2 separate regions of the Homo sapiens genome follow, and region 2 is linked to region 1. A link is a loop called in an ENCODE intact Hi-C map of the cell type or tissue named here. Cell type or tissue: sigmoid colon. All regions are shown on one strand. Each heading gives the region's core, and the rest is flanking DNA. Links, peaks and the distances in the headings are about the cores only.

Region 1 (10,887 bases), core at 1,216-9,215:
GGATTCGTCATCTGGAGTTCCAGCTTTTTTTAGCTAAGCTATCTTGGCAAAGGCAAGTCAACCCCTCTAAAGTCAGACTCTCCCAAACTAGTACGCTTGAGGAAAGGACAGAAAGGACGCTTGCTAGCCGGCTGCCAGATACAACCATCTCTCTGCCTGGAAATTTTTTCTTTTCTTTCTCTCTCTTTTTCCCCACTTGCCCAAACCTTCTGCTTCCCTACTTAAGGTCACGGCCTCACGTGCCTCCTGGTTACCTGAGTGTATTTAATGTCTGCCTCTAAGGCAGGTTTCTCTAGCCCATTCACTGCGGGGGTGGCGGGGAAGGCCGTGCGGTTCACGCCGGCCCAGTCTTCCATCTTGGGAGAGTAAGCGGTGCCTTCGCTCCCAGCCAGGGCCCCTGCAGGAGAGAGAGGACGGATTAAAAGGTGCCTCCGAATCTGCCCTGGGCACACGTGTGGCCAACCACCCAATTTGTATCTGAAGACACGGCCAGGGGTCCCACAAAATTTGTAGGTGGCCTGACACTCCACCAGGAGGCGGCAGGGACTGGAATGTTCACCACTCCGGGTGGGGCGGAGGAAAGGCAGCCAGGCCTGCTGCCCGGTCCTCCTAGCCTTCAACCGGTTTCCCACGAACGGGAGGCTGCTGCTGAGTCAAAGCCTGGGCAGACTCGGCCAAAGCGGCCGCTCCATTGTCCAGACACGGCTCCCAGAAACTTCCGAGTTCAAAGCTACAGCAACCTCATGAAAATTGTATTGATTTCTCAACATCTGCACAAGCCTCTGGAGGGCAGGGAGACGATTCTACGAGAACTGCCTCTGGAAACGCCCAGGGTTTCCCAAAAGAAGCGTCAACATTGTTGTCCCCACGGGTCAGATAGAAGCACACAGCTGCTCCCCGGGCCCTTGTGTGTGCCAGGAACCAAGGGAAACCTCCAGATCTGCGTGCAGGCTTGGTGGGGTCACCTCCAGACCCCTGCCATTCCATGGGAAGCTTTAGCCTTAGGCTGGGTTAGAGCCACCAGGAGACACAAAGCCAGAGCAGGGCCACAGAGGCGCTGCTGCTGCTGGAGCTGAGCACTCACAGTTTCTTTCCAGCCACCACTCTTTCCTCCTAGGCTATGGTGAATTTTGCTTCTTGCCCTCCTCCTGAGTCTGATCACCTAAGAGTGTGCCATCCCCTGGCCAGCTGCTGGCAGCTGGGGAGAGCGCAAAGAAATCCAGACCCGATTCTGGCTGGTTTCTTTCCCAGCCAGGCATCAAAGTTGTTCCAAACCTCCCGCCTTCCCCATCTTCCTCGTCACCCACTTGACCTATAGTGTGTTAAGCTTTAGTTGCAGATAAATGACAAATCCTTGTGAAGGTGGCTGCAGCCCCACCAGCCATCACCGCAAACTCCAGGACCTGCAAGGCCACAGGACCTTAGAGATGTAGGCCACTCAATCGACCACAAGATCCCTTTTCCTTTAACTCAGAAGAGCCACTGGGCCTGGGAGTGGGGGACAGAACCCTTGGGAAATCGTGAAGGATTCTGAGAGCTAAAGAAAGGGTCTCAAAATTGAGCGGGTTTTTTTCCCCCTTAGATTTGGCAACAGGGGCTTGCATACTTTTTGCAAGAATGAAAAAGCACAATTTCAGGCCTCCAAATTTGTGGTCGGCGATTGCTCTTCTATTTGGGAAATATTTTCCATATTTGTCATAAAAAGTTCAAGATGTCCGAGGTCTCTTACAAAAGGCCCAGGACCCCCAGCCTCCCTGGCCAGTGTGGAGCCCTCCCCTGAGCCAGAACCGGTCCCGGGAGGAGAGCGAGTGTGAGTCCTCTCCTGCAAGCCTGCCCGCCCCAGGTTCTGCCCCTTAATAGAAGGCTACGGAGGCCGCCACAACTGACCTGTTTGCTCCATAAACGTCCGGATGCCCAGGATGTTGCTGACCGAGTGTGCCGAGGGCCATGAGCGCGGGATGCTGACGTGGCCCGCCGTGCCCGGGACCCCGGGGTGGCTGCCCATCTTGGCGCCCGTGGGCGACACGGGACTGGGGTAGGGGTACTGGTAGATGTGGTTGTAGGGCAGCGTAGGCTGCGACGGCGGCTGCTTACTTGCCTCGTACGGTCCGGGCTGCGCCAGGCTGCCGATCTTGTTGCGCAGGATGCGGCTGATGGAGCTCACCGAAGGCACATTGTACTTGTCACAGACGCCGTCGGCCAGCAGCCGGTCGCGGATCTCCCAGGCAAAGATGCCAGGGTCTCCTTGCTTGTAGTCCCGGATGTGCTTGACCACGTTGGGAGTGGTGACGCGGGGCTTGCTCCCCCCGATGGCCCCGGGCAGAATGGAGCCGGTCTCGTTGTAGCGCGCCAGGATCTTGCTCACGCAGCCGTGGGATACGCGGAGCTGCCGACTGATGTCACAGGGTCGGATGCCCAGCTGCGCCAGCTCCACAATGCGCAAGCGGATGGCGTTGGGCAGGGGGCGGCCGTTGACGAACACACCGCCCAGCTGGTTCACCTCGCCATACGTCTGCTCTGCGGATGCGCCAGACAAGAGTGAGCCGGAGGGGGAGAAAACACCCGGCGGGTTAGCCAAGGGTCCCCACGCGGAGCGAGGGACTGCACCCAGGCGCACTTCCAAAGGTGACCTGTGGGTCCCCAGACAGCTCGGAGTCCAAGGGCAAACCGCCTGGGTCTGGCTTGGAGTGGGCAAGGGCGCAGAGGAGCCGCGGAGTGGAGCGCGGCGCATTGTAGCCCTCCGTGCCCTTTCGCGACTTTTAGCGCGTCTACTTGGAACACTCCCTTCCCAGACTTGCTCAACTGCCCCCTGAAGGCTGGGGATCAGAGGAGAATGCAGCTTCTCCAGGACCCAGGACTGGGTCGCCCAGGGAAAGCGGACGAGAGGGAAGGGAGGCAGGCGGACCCGACCCACCTCATCAGCCCTCCCGAGCCCTGCCTGTCGCCCGCCCCTTACCCATAGCGAGCGGGCCGGCCAGCTGCCTGGCGCCGGGGTGGCCGGGGTGGCCGGGGCTGGGCCCGGCGCAGTCCGGGAGAGCTTGGGCGCCGCCGCCGCCGCGTGAGAGGCATAGAGGGAGGGCGCCCGAGAGCCGAGAGCCGCGGCGGCCCAGCCGCGGGCTGGAGACGCGCTGTGCGCGGCAGCGGAGCGCGCTGCCGCCCGCTCCAGGGCCTGCCGCCGCCGCTGCTGCCCCCTCCCAGGACACTCTCCACGCCCGCGACCCCAGGCCCAGGGTGAACTTCATCCGATTGGGAGAAATTCGTCTGACCGGGAGGCTGCAGCGTGCGGGAATCAATTTGACGTGTCCTCCACGTCAATCTCGGCAGTCACGCCGGAGACGCGCGAGTTGGCAGCTCATTGGTTCCCGTCACTGCGCCCCAGCGCCCCCCTCCCCGCCCTGAAACTCTACCCCCTCCTTCTATCCTCCCCCCTCGGCCCTCTTCCACCACCCCCCCGGAACCCACCCCTCTACACACACACACACACACACACACACACACACACACACACACACGTCCCAACCCCAGCTGGGCCTGGGACCTTCCACTGCTCTGAGCCCCTTTCAGCCCCCTTCCTCCTCTAGCTTTGGGAATGAGGGGGAAGTCATCTCAAATTGATTAGTGTGTTAGTACTAGTACTCGTTTTCGTTTTGGTTTTAGTTTTATTTCCGCCACCATTAATAATAAGATAGAGAATAAAAGTTTATCGTGGAAAGGTGTTTCGGGTGTGGCTCTCTCTACCTCCCCACTCCCGGGGCAGCGGCCGGGGAAGGGTGGGATCAGTACCCCAGCTGGCTGGGAGTGTCAAGGTGAGCGTCCAGCGCGGTGCAGGGCTCCTGTCAGGAAGACACAAGGCGGAACTTGTGTCCCATTCCTGGCCAGGTCCTCAATCCTTCTCTCAGGAAATCTTCACGTTTAATAGCCAACCACTCTTGGAATAGTGGGGGTGATTTCGGTGATGCGAGAGGGGCACGGTCCAAATCCTGTCTCCTACAGCCAGGCCCAGCCACCAGAACTCATCCCTCTCCAAGCAGTGACAGAAGGGGCAGGAGGCAAAAGGATCCCGATCTGCTGCTAAGGGGCGCATAGATCCGGCGCCCTCCTGTCCCCAAGCGCGACCGGCGGGAGGCCAAATGCATAGCTCCAGCTCTAGGTCTGAAGGACAAGTTCCTTTCTCCCTGGCGGTGGAATCTCGCACCACTCTATCCCAGGTGGCCTGGCCTCGTCTTTCTCCCAGCACCTGCAGCTTCAGGAAGTCTCTGTTAAACCACAGAATGGTCATTTCTCCTTCATTTAAATGAGGTTTTGCGCAGCCCTGAATTATTCACCCCTGAGATTGAACATCAACAATTTCTCTGTTTCTACCCTGCACCAAAGCAGTTCTGAACTCCCCAACCTGTGCAGCTAACTGTGTCCGGGAGCCATGCGGTGAGGGCCAAGAGGAGGAAACTCGTGGTTTTGAACATGAACTGATTTGAGGGGGTCAGGATCTGAGAGCTCTGAGGTTGAGCCCAGTAAGCACCAAAGGCATTGGGCTGAATGTGCTAGACCAGGAAGAGGGCATAGGGGAGAGAGTAGGAACAGCCGAGGTTTCTGAGACTCCCAGCGCTCCCCTGGAGGAGAGAACCCTCTTCCCCTCCCTCCTGCCCACCCCAAGGGTCTAGCTCTCCTTAGCCACCCAGAGTTGAGTATGGCGCCAGCGCGGTGACAGTGGCTGAGGAGCACATGGACCCTATCAGCCCACCCTGGGGAGCCATGGCTGCGGAGGCCCCGACCCCTTTGCCTCCGCTGTAGGGCCAGAGAGCATCCCTGGCTCCTAATCCACCTGTCTAAATGTATCTGTCAGGAGTGACTGGCTCATAATTCCTGGACTCTCTAGAGAGAGCACGCGGTGGGGCCACAGACAAGAATTACTCCTGGAAAAAGAAAAATCAGGTTTAAAAGAAGTGAACTCTTCCTCTCCGGCGGCATGAACACAGTACAGTCTCTGGCTCTGGGAGGTCCTGGAGACCTGGAGGAGGTTTGAGGGTCAGTGCACTGGCAGGAGGGTGCGAGAGTGGGAGCAGGGGAAGCTATGTAGAAGATTAGGCCTGTCCATGACAGCGTAGGTTTGGAGTAAGGAACAGGGAAAGGGAATGGTTTGGATTAAAGTGGGCACGCCTAAGCCAGGAGTTCCGCGAAGGCAGCGAAGAGAGGACTAAGCACGCACAGTATGCTCGGGGCTCCGGGGGTGCGGGGAGTGGGGACGCACCCTGCCCAGTGCTCTCCATTGCGGAATCTGCTAGCTTCGTCGGGCGCGAGATACCAAGAAAGGTTGATTTCCAGACCTTGGAGTCTCTGAGATAAAGGAACGCCACATCCCTGCCTCAGTCCAGTGGATACTCGTGATCCGGAAAAGCAGCTAAAGCCGCTTCTTCCCCCCAGTAGGTGAGGAGTCAACAGGCACACTCTAAAGACGAGGAAATAAAGCCGGTCGTGACACCGTGAGAGCTGGTTCGCCCAACTACCCTTTCAGGGGAACGTCCACCCCACCTCTGCTGCCGAGCTTGGAAAAGTGGCAAGGAGTCGCAGTCCAGGACAAAACTCCGCCCCCGTCCCCGTGAAGGCCGCCCGTGGCTGGGGGCTACTGTAGAGGGGTGAGTCTGGGGATTGCGCACGATGAGAGGGGGTGGTTCTCCCCGGTAGCAGAGTCCGCGAGCCTTCGTCTCAATCCTGGCCCCTTTCCCGCAGCCAGCTGTGCGCGATCGGGAGCACACAGCCCTCGCTGCAGCCTTCTGCACGGTCGGGCATAGGGAAAACCTTACAGTTTGTCGCCCCCTGTCGTCCCCCGGCCGGGTATCGCGGGTTCCCGAGCTGCAGGCTAGGCTTGGTGAGAGATGGCCCTAAGATGAGATTGCAGAAGGAAAAGAAACGTCTCTCCCACCTCCCAAGGAGGCAGCTTAGCCCTCTCCATGGCCCGGGGACAGCTACTAGTCAGCGCTGAGCGCACAGAGGTAAAGAGCTCGCGGATTCTGCGTTTTTGCTTGGCTGGGTTTGGCACCGTATTTCAGCGTCCTCTGGAAGCGGAGTGCAACAAAGTTCCGCTTCCAGGGTCGCGGGAGCCTGTTAGCTGAGGGCGCACTCAGAAACCTGGGGCAAAACTCCTCCGCCTGGGGCTGGACTCCTAGCAGGGCAGAGGATGGATCTGAGGGTACCCCAGAGGCTTCGGGCCCTCGCCCAGTTTTCCCAAGGCAGGAAAAGAAAGAGAGGTAAACTCTTTGCCGAAAGCGGGAGTCAAAAAGGAGGCGCGAAGGGGTGCCTGCCCTTCTGGGGACTGGGGGTTGGCGGCAAGGGGGGTTACTGATGAGAACTCCCTTGCTGCACGCCACCTGAGCCGTGAACTCAACACCCGAAACTTCACACTGCTAAACACCCAGGGGTTCGGTGACAGGGCCGCTCTTGGAGCTACAGTCGCCCCCACTTCATGTCTCATACTTGGCTTTGATTTTTGGTGGGTTTGTTTCCGGGAGTTAAAACAAGCAATAGGCCGGGATGTTCCCCGGGCCCATGCATTTCAAGGACTCCAGGAGAAACCTTAAGAAAAAGCTGATTTAAGTCCAACTTGGGCATACAGGTGCGCATTTCGGTTCTTGCGGGAAGTAACAGAGGGCAGAAAACACAGGTGGCACTCCCCGAGAGCCCTGGCCAGACTTGGGCCTAACAACGAAAGCTGGTACCCACCAGCAGCAGCCCGCAGGGGCCGCAGGGCCGGGATCCCGGGTCTTCCTCACGACGTCCTAGCCTCAGGCCTTAATAGGCCCGCTTTCGCTCCTGCATGAGTCCTGGCTCTGCTCAGGACCTGCGCTTTTACTGTGTTTTTAAGAGTTTTAAGAGCACTGAGCCATGAGTCCTGTGGTTCAAAATCAAAGTCAAATTGAGTCTCTTAATTTTCTTCTTAAATTTACGTTTGAAGGGGAAAATAAAAAAGCAGCTCGGGCTAAAAACGCACTTTATGCATCAGGTTATAGTACCAAGCTCCACACGTACACATGCCCGTAGTTTTGCAAAAAAGATCCGCCACATCATACTTAAAAATAAGAAGAAAATTGACGAAAAGAGAAATGAGGAGCTGCTAGCTGCAAAGAAACTATGGGAAGAAGAGCTGAGCCAGATCGGGGAGCTGCAAACCCTGGGGGAATGCGAACAACTAACAAACCAAAAGCTGGCTTGTGTAACAACACAACGAAACTCCGCGGGGAATGACTGCGGCGGTGGAAGGAGGGAGCGAGGAAGGGGAGAGGAAGACTAGATTCTGAATTGGCGCCTGTGAGCGCCGCCTCGGAGCGCAAGGTCAGAGCGTCCTCCCAACAGAGTGGATCCTCAAGGACGAGGTGGGGAGTGCGTTTTGCACAGAACCTGCCTCTCCTGACTAGGACACACAGACTCTCCAGACCCCAAATGGAAGGTGTTGAGGACCCTGCCAACTGGCATTAAAACAGAGCCCCCAAGAGCGAGAAATAACGTCCTTGGCTTCGCGGACCCATTCCCGCGGCTTATTTTCCTTTGGCCTGCTGCTGACCAAGGCGGTCGTAAAGTTGGTTCTTTGCCTAGGCCTCCATGATGTTCGCTACCCTGGAAATGTTTATTATCGAAAATGAGTCGGGTCAGCTGTGGTGGATGGAGCACCGTTTCCGCTGACACTGGCCACTACCAGCGAGCAACGTCCTTGGCAATGCATGGCGAGAGAAGCCAGGACAACTTTTTTCATTTTCCTAAAGTGAAATGAATAAAAAAGAATAGGTGAACATTTTCAATGTGATTAACAAAACGGTGGAAGACCAGTGCTCCTCAATTCTGTTCAGAGATGTAAGAAAAAAGCAAATTAGAAAACAGATTTGCTGTGAAACCTGCACTAGAAATAAATAGGGGGAAATTGAGTATTGGCAACGAAGATCTGAGATACTTTCTACCCTGCAATGCAGGGATCTGACTACTACATTAATAACATTTACTTTGGAGTAGATATATTTTAAACGTGGAATTTGGCTGATAAAAATAAACTACAGAGGGTTGGTGCCCTTTGTAGGAAGAAACGGTTTCTAGAGCCTTCAGGAGGATCTGGCATTCTTGCCATTCTTGTGTGTATATTCTCACTAGCCCCAAATCGAGTTCTGCAGATTGCTATTATGTCTCTCTCTTTCCCTGGCAATGAGCATGTCAAATAAGCCTCAATTTCCTCTTATATAAAATGACCTCTACTGTGCAATTAGATCTGATTTAATTTCATTTCATCAACATTAATGCCTGCAGAAATTTCCAGACATGGGTCAAAATTCCACCTTCGCAGTGAGCACTCAAAAAATGTTTAAGTGACAGTATTAAGTCTAAATGTCACTAATAAAATGGAAATTATTTGGGAAACTTGAAATGTCCATGTGGCATATCTCCCAGGTATTTGGAAAAGGGGAGATCTAAGAGTAGCCACAGGGGTACAAAGGATAGAAATGGTATTTGTGAAGGGAGGCGAGAGGGAGGTGGTGTAAATGCCTGCAGGATTGTTCACAAAGGCAGCAGTAAGAAGGGTCTCCTGCTGTCTAGAGGATACCCCTGCAGATCTGACTAGCTCAGCTGCAAATATTGACGCGTGTGAGACATCCACACTGGCCCAGCCTAATTGGAACCAGCTTGAAGTGTGTTGCCCTTGAATGCAAGGGTAGTGCTTTGGAAATTCTGTTCCTACATGGTAATAGAACCTGAATAATGGACAAGGAAGGTGAAGGACCCATGTGGAGCCCTTTGTCTTGATTAAAGACAATGTCAAGCCAGTCCTTGTTTGCCTGGACTTGTCTAGTTTCTTATTAAAGATCAGTCCTCTCCAATCTTCAGCACACACCCACACAAAAACATAATTCAAGCCCTGAAAATGAGATAGGTAGAAGGTTTGCTAAAGGAACGCTAACACCTGCAGCTACTGCAGGTGTTAAAACCAAAGTACTGCTCCCATCTTCAGTTATCCATTTCTTCCATCATTAAAATTATGATTAGAATTAGATGTTAAGGCTTTTATTTTTTATATCCAGCATACTATTTAGAAACACCGCTATTTTGGAATAAAGACTTTGTTACACGGTTTTGTAAACTCAGAAGTCTTGAAGTCCTTTATAATTGAATATTCTCATGAAAGTAGGATCTCCTTCATGTTCATTTAATTTATCATATGTATATCACTGTTATTTCCACCCACCTTGGCATAAATCATTTTCCTTGTTAGGAATCAAGGATCTTTTATGATGAGCTTTCTTTAAGGCACAAATGGATTCTTTTTACTTGTGAGTAACTTTTTACTGTCTGCCTAGCCAATCACTTTTAACTAATTATTGTTCTACATATTTTTGTCTCTAATTGCTATGACATCCCAATGCTTGCTACATATACATACATACATACATACGTACATGCATACATACACACACAAAAAAAATGCACACACTCACACATATAATATGTCCGCAGCTTGGTGATGGTTTTAATTTTCTTCTCTCCCCCCCCTTGTGTACGGACTATGAAGTTTTACTGAAGACCTGTAATGCCTCCGGTTTTGATTTAATGTTTTGGAGTTTGTGATCTCATTGCCTGGCATGGAAAATATTAGACAGGGTCTGTAGATTTTATGCAGGAAAAGAGCCGCATCACCACCGCGGGTGAGTGCTTCTCCCCAGTCCTGCAATAAGCCGACTGAACAGTCATTTAGAGCCGATGTTCAGTTCTGTGCCGTTGAATAGACACCACTTCAACCAGTCCTGCTTTTGTAAAGGGTTCTTTAAGAAACACTGAATCTCAACTGGTGCTGCATATTGAATTCACCAAAGGGAGACTTAGAAGGCCCTGATGCCTGGGACCCATCCCCAGAGATTCCGATTGAATTTTTCTGGGCTGTGGCCTGGACACTGGGATTTTTAAGAGCTGCCCAGGTGATTCTAATGCGTATTGAAGTTGGAGAATCTGTTTTAGGAGAAACTGGGAAGAGAAGGGCTGGTGTAACATGATACTTCTTGCTTCACAAGTGTTTTCCTGGATGCCAGAGGAAAGGCGGGTGGCTCACTGGTCTCACCTCTGTGAACACCTTACAGTGGCTCATGAAAATATATTTAAATCCATGTCTAAAACAGCCTTCCTGGGCATTGTCACACTATGTCACTTTGACCCCTCCTGGAAACAGGGAGAACACTGCCTTCCCAGGCTGGGTTGGCTGCCTGACGTTTGTCATCTTTAAAGATCCCTTTGTCTTCCTGCCCTCACACAGGTGACCCCAGCCTCCTGCTTAGGTATAACCGTCCGTACAGCTTCACTGTACAGTAAGCTGGAGGGGTTGGGGAGCAGCAGAGAGTCAGCAACTGACTTAGCCTCTCGGGCTGACAGATCAAATTTGGGAGAGGTGGCAATGAATCATAAATGCTACCCAGTGAGGGAGTCCGAATGATTTCATTGTCCGAGGAGGTGGGAGTTGAACTCTACTCTTAGCACTGTTAAATAGCACAGTTCTCTAGATATGTAAGGTCACAGAGCAATCATAACCCTCAAGCTTCTGATGCCATCTGAGAAATACAGAATCTTCTGAAGGGCTCAGTGTAGTTTGTATCTTTATGACTAGTGGGGTTGTTAACATTATTTCATTGCCATGCAGCTTAGAACGGGGGTGACTTTTGCACACTGGCTAGGGACTACTGCATTGCAGATCTGAGTGTTGCTTTTATCCAGACCCAGACTTGTGGTCCTCATAGAACACTTCACATATGCTCTTCCAAGTCTCAGAAATCAACTAAAAGAAAGCTCCTTTTCATTTTCGCTAGCCTCACCTTGGTAATACATGTTAAAATCTAAACTGCTTGATTTGATTTGATTTTTATTGTT
Region 2 (10,887 bases), core at 1,052-9,051, 610 kb before region 1:
TTAGTTGAACATCCCCTCTACATTTAAAACCCAAATACCGCACACTGGCAGAGGGCATGGCCAAGTGTTGACAGATTTAAGTTTTGTTGAAATAGGTGGAAAAACAGAGAAGAATGGTGTGAGAACAGGAACACAGGAAACTCAGATCTTGGCATGGAGAAGAAAAGGAATGCTCAAATGCTCCAGCTCTCCGCACTGGAGGACTTGACTTAGAGAGCGATGACTGGCAGTGTTCAGCTCCATCTGGAGGAAGAGCTTTAACCTACAGAGAAGACCACCCAGGAGCTACTGGAGTCACCCATCTTCAGTTGGAACACACCTGATGTCCCCCAGTGCCTTCCAGCCGAGAGTAACATGACCAATACTGGGAACATTACCTGGAAATTGATAACCTTGGAAGCAAAAGATTATGACTTATCCTCTTTTGTTAAAAAGAAAGGAAGGATATTTGGCAGAATGTGCCCCTCTCCTCAAAGCCATTTTTACAAAAGCACACACAGGCACACACACATCTTTTCTTTTTACAACACTTGAACGTGGTCACTGCTCTCACCAATATCGTGCAAAAGCACAAAAATTGATTCTATAATATCTGAATCAAAGAAAATCTTGACTAAAAACAAGAAACCATTATGAATATTTCCTCTATTTAACTGATACTTGTGATGGCTGGGAGCAGCAGCTCATGCCTGTAATCCCAGCACTTTGGGAGGCAGGAGGATAGCCTGAGCCCAGGAGTTCGAGACCAGCCTGGGAAACATGGTGACAACTCATCTCTACAAAAAATACAAAATTGGCTGGATGTGGTGGTGCGTGCCTGCAATCCCAGCTACTGGGGGGCTGAGATGGGAAGATCACTTGAGCCTGGGAGGTGGAGGCTGCAGGGAGCCCTGGTCATGCCCCTGCACTCCAGCCTGGGCAACAGAGCAAGACTCTGTCTCAAAAACAAAAACAAAAATGAAAAAAGATCCTTTCTTTTGTTAACAATGTTCTAAAACCATTTGCTAGCTTAAATCAAGACAACTAGTACATTCCAGTCATTACTCCCCGCCCCCGACTTAGATTGTGCTTTATAACTCCCAATCCCATGTCATTTGCACACCTCTAATTCCTGAACATAGTCCAAGTTTACATCAACACTTTACATCAACACTTTTTTGTTGTTGTTGTTTGTTTTGTTTTTTGTTTGTTTTTGAGATGGAGTGTCGCTCCTGTCGCCCAGGCTGGAGTGCAATGGCTTGATTTTGGCTCACTGCAAACTTCACCTCCCAGGTTCAAGCAATTCTCCTGCCTCAGGCTTCCTAGTAGCTGGGATTGTAGGATTACAGGCCCAGGCCACCACACTCGGCTAATCTTTTTCAATTTTTAGTAGAGACAAGGTTTCACCATGTTGACCAGGCTGGTCTCGAAATCCTGACCTCAGGTGATCCACCCGCCTCGTCCTCCCAAAGTGCTGGGATGACAGGCATGAGCCACCACGCCTGGCCATCAACACATTTTTATAAAACCCATTTTGTGATGGTATTGGGGCTGCACACAATAGAACACTCCTATGTGATTTTGCTTTTTTCTCTCATTGACAGATTAGCTAAAGTTGAGTCTAACATTTAGCTGTAATATTTTTCTTGATTACATAGGATTCTGTTATTTGTTTTTCTTTGGAATCCACTGTACAGAAAATAATATGCAGCCTCTTTCATCTGAGTCACTTCCCCATGCCTCCCGTTTCTTCAGACTCTAGGAGGCAGAAATGCAATCAGGTTTTATCTTCAGCACAGGCCTCTGGTACATGGTCAAGGCCCATGATGGGGTCTGGGGAGTGGAAGGAATTTAGGTTAACTCTGGCACAGAATGAAGGAGACTTCATCTCTGAAACTCTGATCTCTTAAGGTTGATTCTCTTGAGGGAAACTCAGGATGGAGCTTTGCAGAGGTCTCTCCCAGGCCTGGGGTTCCCATGCTTCCATATGGGCTTTAGGTGGGGGCATAAATCGCGCTCGTATTTGGTTAGTGTTCTGCAGGGTGAATTAACCACTTTTCTCTGACCCTAACAAATGGTCAGGCCTGGTGGACACCTTTTCCCTCTGCTATTTCCAAAGTCTTCAAATGTCTGCCCCAGCAATGCCTCCAGGGCATGCCCATGTTGACGGGGACAAGCTGAGCCAGGCAGGGGTCACTCATCCCATTTGGAGAAAACAGAATCACTCTCCCCAAAAGTTAGCAATTGGAATAGAGGGACTGCCCAGTGATTCTCAACTTGTGCTGCATAATGCAATCATCTGAGAGCTTGGAAATATTGCAGATAGCTCTACCTTCAAATTCTACTTCAAATTGTCTACTGTGGGCCTTTAGACTTTTTTTGGAGGGGTATTGTTTAAATGTTTTACTTTTAAATTATGAAATATTCTAAACACTTAGAAATACACAGATAATACATGTAGCACATATCCATGAATCTAGCACCTAGATTTAGCAATGTGGTACTTTGTTTTAGGAAAGGGAACAAGGGAAGAAAGAAGAAAAAAAGTAAGGAAGAGAGGGAGGGAGGAAAAGAGAAAGAGGAAAGAGCAGGTAGAAGAGTTAAAAACGGAAAGGAAGGAACAAAGAAAAGGAAATGACATCTCTGTCTACCATGGCTGGGCTTTGTGATCCGTGGTTTATACTCTCGATTTCATTGAATTCTCATGCAAAATGGGAACAAGTTGCTTCTTGGATGGCTCAGCACCATTTCTGTGGTCACACAGCTCTCAGGTGGCTGCAGGATTTGGAACTCAGGTGTTCCGGCCCCAGAGGCCCCTCAGTCTCCCTGCTGTTCGTGCCATGCCTTGCAGGGAGGAGGATGAGCCCTGGGAACAGGCAGGCAGATGTCTGCACCTGTCATGGTGACCACCAGCTCAAACACTTCCTGTGGGTTCTAACTGTGGCCCCCACTCCACCCAGGACCTCCAGCTACAGAAGGAAGCATGAATGGAGCTGGGAGCCATCTTGGCTGAGCTTTCAATGACTGTAACTTCAAGTTGTGGTCAAGAGCTGCTTGGTGAGATGGGGCTTTAGATGGCATTTCCTAAGGAGGCTCCTTAGATCTTCTGTAAAGTAGACTGGGGATCACCTCTCCACCACAGGTACAATCGAGTGATCCCCACTGCCCTCCAGTGTCCTCAGCCAGGACCACCGACAGGATTTTCATCTCTACCACTTTGGCTATGAAATCAGCAAAGGCCAAGGTTATCAAGGAAGAAAAATAAATATAATAAAATGCTTGGCAAAGATCCACTGGGATCTGAAAATGAGTTACAATGAAGAAACGGGGGAAGGATGTTTCCCCTAGGAGGTCACAGGGATTAAAAATGACCTGCCAGAGAACACCCATGTGAGTGGACATTCCAGAACATTATCCTTCACATGCATAATGTGTGAAGATGCAGATGCAGGCAGCCACAGACAAGGCTGCCCCTAGTTTGGTCAGAAGGACTTACTGTGCTTGGCAGTGGGGGAAATGGCTCAGCATATTCATTCTCTCACTCCCTGTCTCTCTCCCTCTCTGCCTCCCCCTCCTTTTTTTCTCTCTCCTGCCTTCTCCGCTCTATGCATTATCTTATTTTATTAAGTGATAAGCTGTTGAAAATGCTCCAGATAAATGATTTTTCTCAATTTGAACTACATTCAATACAGCAGTTTAGAGCTCAAAAACATGACTTTGATTGAAAACAGCAAATTGCAAAATGATGTGTACAGTAACATCCCACTTATGGTGTCAATACTACCAGACAATACTACCAGAGAAAGGGCTTCTGGGTGGCATTTGCTTCCATGATTTGGGTGATGGTGTCGCAAGTTTGTTCTTTGTGGAAGTGCACAGAGCTGTACACTGTGGACATGGCCCTTTTCCATATTTGTATTATACTTCAATAAAGTTACAACAAATTATAATGAATACACATGCAAAACAATGCTTGTAACATTTATGGACATGCAGTGTAGTTAAAAGCACAAGATCTTGGGGAAACTGAGATTCAGAGAGGTAGAGCAACCCCAGCTGAAGTCTGTATGCTCAGGAAGTGGTACACATGACATGCCAATCCAGGCCTGGAATATTTCAAAGATACAGCTCTTTCTGCAAAACTATGATGCCTCTACTAAGGGATCATCTTGGATCAAACCAAGGAGCTGTGAATGTCCATGAGACAGTTGGCCTATTAACTTACACCAGCTCTGTCCAGGACTAATATCTACAAAACAAAATAGAGGTGCTGTTATTTATATGTGAGCTCTATTGTCATCATCAATAAAATGTAGCTTATAGTACTTCCTCCACATCATATGCAAAGTCATTGTACAAATCTGATGAGATAATGTTGAGAGAAATATGGTGAAACTGAGAATTATAGTTGGCATACATGATACAAATCCCTAATTACTGGTTGCATTTTTATATCTGACTTTACTTCCTGAAACATACAGATAGTTTCTCTCTCCCAGCTACTGGAACCTTCATCAGTAGAGGGTACCCTGTCTCCCTCTTTCCCTGCTTTCTACCATACAGGGGTTTAACACATTCTTAACCTTTAGACTATTGTCTACTTTGATCCTCAGAGCATCCTAGGAAGGGAGGCTAAAGACAGCAGGTGGGAGAATATCCATTTCCTCTTATAGATACGGGAGATATAGAAGCTGATCTTCCATATCTATAAGATAGATCTCATCTACCAAGATCTAACTCTAAGACAGATCTTACCAAGAATCCCAGCCCCTAGCCAGACAGCCCTAGACAAGGACAGGGAGCAGAAAACATGATACTTGGGACTTCCCACCTGTACCTATTTTCTTTTTGTGCCACCTACAAGCAAAGTGACCTCAATGCTCTGTATCCATATGTTGATTCAACTCTTGCAGATTTTCTTAAGGCATATATTTCCAATGACCAAAGACATTTTCTTACATGCCATCATATTATTATGAAAATAAGAAAATTTAGCATGGATAGAATGCTATTGTTTAGTCCCAAGTCCATTTTCAAATATCATCACTTGTCCAAACAATGTCCTTTTTCCTATTTACCCCAGTCCAGGATCCAATCATACTTGGGTTAATGTCTCTTTAGGCTTTTTTGTTTTGGAACATTTCCTCAGGATCTCTTTGTGTTTCTTCACCTTGATGTCTTTGAAGAGCAGAGGCCAGTTATTTTCTAGGTTGTTACTCCCTGGATTTCTCCAGTGTCTTTCATTTTTGGCACGAAACCCACAGAAGTGATGTTGGGCCCTTCTCAGTGCATCTTTCTAGGATCCTCATGATGTCTGTTGATGGTGTTAACTTTGAGCTCAATTAATTTTTGATTCACATTGAATGAAATGACCTTGGGCAACTCCCACATTTGGAAGGCTGATTCTAGATTACCTGAGGGCTTATTTTACTTTGGGGGTTGGGAATGATGTTGGATAACGTCCTTTGGCCTCTAATATGTACTTTTAAAATATTTGCCTGTAACTGAAAAATGAAAATGAAAATTATCAGCAAACTAGATCAACTTAGTATTTCCTAACAAATTAGTCTAATAAAGGATTCAGATTGAAGGTCATGGATAAAATAGTTTTTGTTTTATATAAAGTGAGTGAATATTTAGTTTAAGCAGCAACTGTTAATCTATGAGACTCTGCCCTGACTCAAGTTAGAATACAGTACATTTGCTAAAGGGAATTTCCATGGTTGTTTTTTTTTTTGCCTTTTTCTAGTAAACTGAAATGTGTGGAAAGACCATCAGGTGGCGCACTGGTTCCAGTCGTTTTATCAGCAAATTTCCCACTGGGAAGGAAATTTGCTTGCTACTGGAAAACGCTGATTGCTCAAAAAGCCAACTCAATGAGCTTTTTGGAATCTAAAAAGAAAAATCGGTTTGAGGAAAACTTTCATACATATATTTTGAGCGGAGGTTGGATTTGTTTTCATGAGAATGTTTCCCTTTTCCTCATTTTCTGGCTCCAAGTTTAGGAAAACATTTAGGCGCATGAGTAAAAAAAGAGGAAAAAGAAAATCAGAACTAACTACTATCCTTTACACCTTTAAGTCTTAAAAATCCTTAACTCTTTTAGAGATGTTTTGCCTCTACCATTTCCTGGAGGAAAAGAAATATTCAAAGAAAAAAAAATCCTGACTCTTACTTCATGGGTGGCAACATGTGTCTGTGGTGTGTGTGTGTGTGTGTGTGTGTGTATGTGGGGGGGGGGGGATATGAGTGTGTGCGCTAGAGAATATATGGGGAGGAAGGGAAGAACAACAAACAGTTTTATAAAATCCCTTCCCATTCTCACTGAAGTTTTATGTAATTTTAAAACTTTTAACCTCTAATAGTTTCAGTTGTAGGTATGTGACATGATTTGGCTGTGTCCCCACCCAAAGCTCACCTTGAATTGTAATAATCCCCATGTTTCAAGGATGGGGCCAGGTGGAAATAATTGAGTCATAGGGGCGGTTTCCCCCATACTGTTCTCATGGTAATGAATACGTCTCACGAGATCCGACAGTTTTATAAAAGGGAGTTCTCCTGCACTATGTAAGGCGTGACTTTGCTCCTCATTCACCTTCCACTATGATTGTGAGGCCTCCCCAGCCATGTGGAACTGTGAGTCAATGAAATCTCATTCCTTTATAAATTACCCAGTCTTGGGTATGTCTTTATTAGCAGCATGAGAACAGGCTAATACAGCGTGGGAGGATCTCTAACCAAATTTTAACACATTGAAGAGGCAGACAGCTTCTTTCTCACATCTGATATGGACTGCAGGAAACTCTTTCACCTGCTGCAACCTTGTTTTTTTCCCTCTGTTTTTTGGCTTTTTGTAGACTGACATTTTAAAAATCAAGTATAAATCTATTCATGTGATTTCACTCTACTACTGAAGAGATTGACTTTTAAACTCCATTTAATGCTTGGCCAAAGTTTTAAAGTACTAGAAAATTCCAAAAGTTCATCTCCAGATTTCTCCAAATCAAGGAATAGACCAAACTGAATGGTTGCTGCATGTTGCTTGTACCCCTAATTTTTGTTAATGGTGTCATTCGAGTCTCCTAAATGAATAAATGGGTCACAAAAATTTCTGCAGTGTGTGTGTCACTGCACCTCTGGAATGGCATAGGGAAGAGACTGGAAGCAATGAAGTAGCCACCGAGTAACCCCTCTGCCAAGAACACGTGGCCAGGCAGTTCCACACAGATCCATGGATCAGTCAGCTCCACTTAATTTGCCTGTTCAGTCATTAAAGGGCAATATCTGGGGCTGTGTCTCTTTTGGAATTCTGCCCTGGCTGATAGCTTACACTTACCAGGGACACTGGGTGGCTCCCTAATTAGGAGGAAAAAAAAGACCTCAGAAATCCTTTTAAAATTTTTTGTCAATCCTCACATAATTATAATTTGTGGTTCTACTTCTTTAAATACAATAATTTTAATTTTTTAATTTTACAAATAGCAACAAAATCCTCTTACATTTGACAAATTATAGTACGCATATGTGCAAACCAAAGTATTGATTCAAACTCCAGGCACAAATGGACTTGCAGATCCCGGCAATAACTCTTTGCTTTTTCAGGAATATTGAGGACAGGGGAAAAATGGTTTTCACTTGAGCTAAGTGAAGTTCACATGTATTATTTCAAGATATGCAAGCCACAAAACTTACTGTTTGTGATGGGGTATAGACCTGCGCAAGCCTTTCTGTCGGCTTCCAAATTCCCTGTTCCACTGACACTGTGGTTCTAAAATCTGGGGACACATAAGAATGATCCAAGGAACCTGCTGAAAAAGCAAGCCTGGTAGAGTTGATTCAGGTCCAGGAAACTGCATTTTAACAAGCATTCGAAGAGATGTAGAGCACGCTTTAATAAGAGCGCTTTGCATGCAACAGCCAATTTTCATGATTGATCATACTTCATGTGCATGTCACTTTCAAGTTTACGGTGTTTTCAAGTAGACCGCAGGTTTTAACTGTGCCTGCTTTGTGCCTTAATGTTTCCAGCAACTCCTGAGAAGACCTGCCCTCAAATCCTCAAGCACTATTGAATAAGAGCAACTGCCTTCGTGAGTCTCACATGGAATTCACCTTCTGTATCCACTGGCTCCGCAGGGTAGACTGTAGGACTTGAGCATCCTCAGACTTTAGTATCCATGGGGGTCCTGGAACCAGCCGCCTATGATGGATACCAAAAGACCCTTGTATAACCTGAAAAATAGCAACAGTCAGCCACCCTGAGGTCCAGTTCTGGCAAAGAATAGCAACCAAAGAAACACAATCCAAAGAGAAGACATTTTAAATCTTTACTTCATTTTCTCAAACAATGCCCTAAGGGTGTTTTATATATAAATATATAGATTATTTAAAACCTATTTTTAATTCTGCTCACAATTGGCAGCAGTTGCACCAGAGCCCGTTTTCTTGTCTGAATAATAAAAAAGTTTCTCTCTTGAATACAGAGTAGATTCTTATCTGTTTTTCTCTGCTTCATTTACTTTCTTGATATATCCTTTCATTTTTAACTAGCAATTTTACTTTTCCTATTAAAATACTTAGTTCCATTGGTCAGCTGTGGTGGCTCACACCTGTAATCCCAGCACTTTGGGAGGCCAAGGCGGAAGGACCACTTGAGTTAGAGACCACCCAGAAGTTAGAGACCAGCCTGGACAACATAGCAAAATCCCGTCTCTACAAACAACACAAAAATTAGCTGGATATGGTGGCATGCACCTGTAGTCCCAGGTACTTGGAAGGCTTAGGAAAGAGGATCACTTGAGCCCTGGAGGTCAAGGCTGCAGTGAGCTGTGATCATGCCACTGCACTCCAGTCTGGGTGACAGAGCAAGACCCTGTCTCAAAAAACAAACAAACAAAACAAAAGAAAATTTAGTCCCATAGACTTCTGCAATTTCCTCTCCTCTATTGTACTCTTAACTTATTCATTACCTTGATTCTTTTACACAACAAATTCCAAGAGACACTGGGAGGATACAGACTCCATAGCAGATGAGGGAGGGGATGGAGGCATGAGTAACCGTAGAGGAACCCACCATTCACAAATGTACACACTGAGCTTCCACAGAGGGGGCCTTTGGACAAAAGCCTCAATAACTTAAACTGAAGCTCACATTTGAAGACACCGACATATATTATATAATTTAATTTTTATCAAACTTTCAAAAATTGAGTATTATTAACCCAATGTTCCAAATGAAGACACTACATTTTATAAAGATTAAATAAATTCTACTGCCAGAAAATAAAAATCCAACATTCTCTCCACCACAGACACAATATCATTCAAACATTAAAAACTTTACGGTATTATATAATTTATTGAAAAAATATTTTTTATATGATGTATCTTGTGAAAATATTTTCAACAAAATACATAATAAATGTTGAATTGAGTTTGATTTAATGTAATATTATTGTATATTAATGGTTTATTAAACAAATAGCGTCTACTTAACAAGTGAACATTATTGCTAGAATGTACTGTTATCTCACATTCCTTGACATTGGCTCCCTTTTGAATGCTGGCTTTGTCTTAATATATTTCTCCATTTCTGCCCAAAGGTCACACTGACACTATGGAGGCTCCAGGTTTATACAAGCAAGGCTTAAGCTTGCTGGCCAATCACCCATAGGTATTTGGCCCACTGTTCCCTTTTTCTTCAATGCCTGGGAAAAAAAAAAAAATACCTCCACTAGAATCTTCATTTTACAGATTGGGAAGAAATGCTGATGCTATCTAGGAAACTACAGTCAATGCAGTTCCATTCAAAATTATCACAGAACTTAAAAAGCATGAAGATTTACTTAAAAAATATCTATACACACACTTGTAGGAAAAATGACCAAATCAGAAAATAAGACAAATTGTCTAAAGCTAAAGTAACTAAGATAATGTTGTATTAATGTAGGGATAGACTCCCCCTAAAAAATCCCAGAACTGAATAGCGGTTCTAGAAACATATCTATGATTATATAAGCAACCCTGACTTGAGGCAGAGCTTGTACTGCAGATTAGTGGAGAGAAAGCACTTCAACCAATGATGTAAAGGTGATTGGGCATCCATCATAGTCTATTCCTGCTGCTATAATGAAATGCTTTAGGCTGGGTAATTTATAAACAAAAGAAATGTATTTCTCATGGTTCTGGAGGCTGGGAAGTCTAAAGTCAAGGTGTGAGCAGATTCAGTGTCTGGTAAGGGCTGCTCTCTGCATAACAGATGGCATCTTTTTGCTGCATATCCTTAAATGGCATGAGGGGGAAGGGACAGGGGCCAAGTTATTTCTCTCCAGCCATCTTATCACATCACTAGTCCCATTAGAGGGCTCTCCCCATCACTCAATCATTTCCCAAAGGCCCCACCTCTTATTACTAGTGCATTGGTAATTAAGTGTCAATATATAAATTTGGGGAGACACATTCAGACCATAGCATCATCTATGTAGAAAGAGCATGAGGTTAACACTGTACTTCACACCATAACAACAACAAATGGTGATGCACACTTATATATGAAAATGTAAAATGAATACTTTCAGCAGATAATATGAGATCATTATAACGTTGCAATAGGAAGGAGTTTTTAAACAATTCATAAGAAACACAAACTGTAAGAAAAGAGATAAATTAATTTAATTAGATTTTAATTAATAACTAATGTGAAAAAAATCAAAATAAAAAGACAGACTAGACAGACTAGGAAGAGATCCTTGTAGTGCATGTAACTGACAAAGGGTTAGTATATTGGATATTTAAATTATGCCAAGAATGTCCACAAAAATAAAAAAAAAGAAAACAACCCAACAGATGAATAAAAAGAACATTTGAAGAGGAACTTTATAGAAGAGAAAATTTGGATGGCTAATAAGC

The links. A loop is a pair of places that touch in the nucleus more often than their neighbours do. Peaks named below come from ENCODE experiments on the same cell type or tissue, not always from the same donor. Only the 100,000 strongest peaks of a DNase experiment are listed, where the experiment ranks them.
Region 2: a loop joins it to region 1, with 6 times the contacts of the local background. A loop is called at or near these places in 40 of 110 quality-filtered maps.

The regions. Positions count from the first base shown.
Region 1 is chr20:21,698,068-21,708,954 of GRCh38, reverse strand. It overlaps PAX1 (paired box 1), which reads right to left and starts at 3,291. Exons shown (of 5, transcript NM_001257096.2): 1 at 2,957-3,291; 2 at 1,888-2,517; 3 at 255-397. The coding sequence starts at 3,242. It overlaps LINC01726 (long intergenic non-protein coding RNA 1726), which reads left to right and starts at 5,370. Exons shown (of 5, transcript NR_109878.1): 1 at 5,370-5,633. RefSeq lists enhancers at 5,448-6,052, 7,264-7,869. In sigmoid colon, for the core only: a CTCF peak has its summit at 5,834; a DNase peak (open chromatin) is centred at 5,804; H3K4me3 peaks cover 1,136 bases; H3K27me3 peaks cover 8,000 bases.
Region 2 is chr20:22,307,818-22,318,704 of GRCh38, reverse strand. No RefSeq gene overlaps it. Among named protein-coding and RNA genes, the nearest start is that of LINC01427, 30 kb to the right of the region's middle. In sigmoid colon, for the core only: a CTCF peak has its summit at 5,754 (motif pointing right); a DNase peak (open chromatin) is centred at 5,764; H3K27me3 peaks cover 523 bases.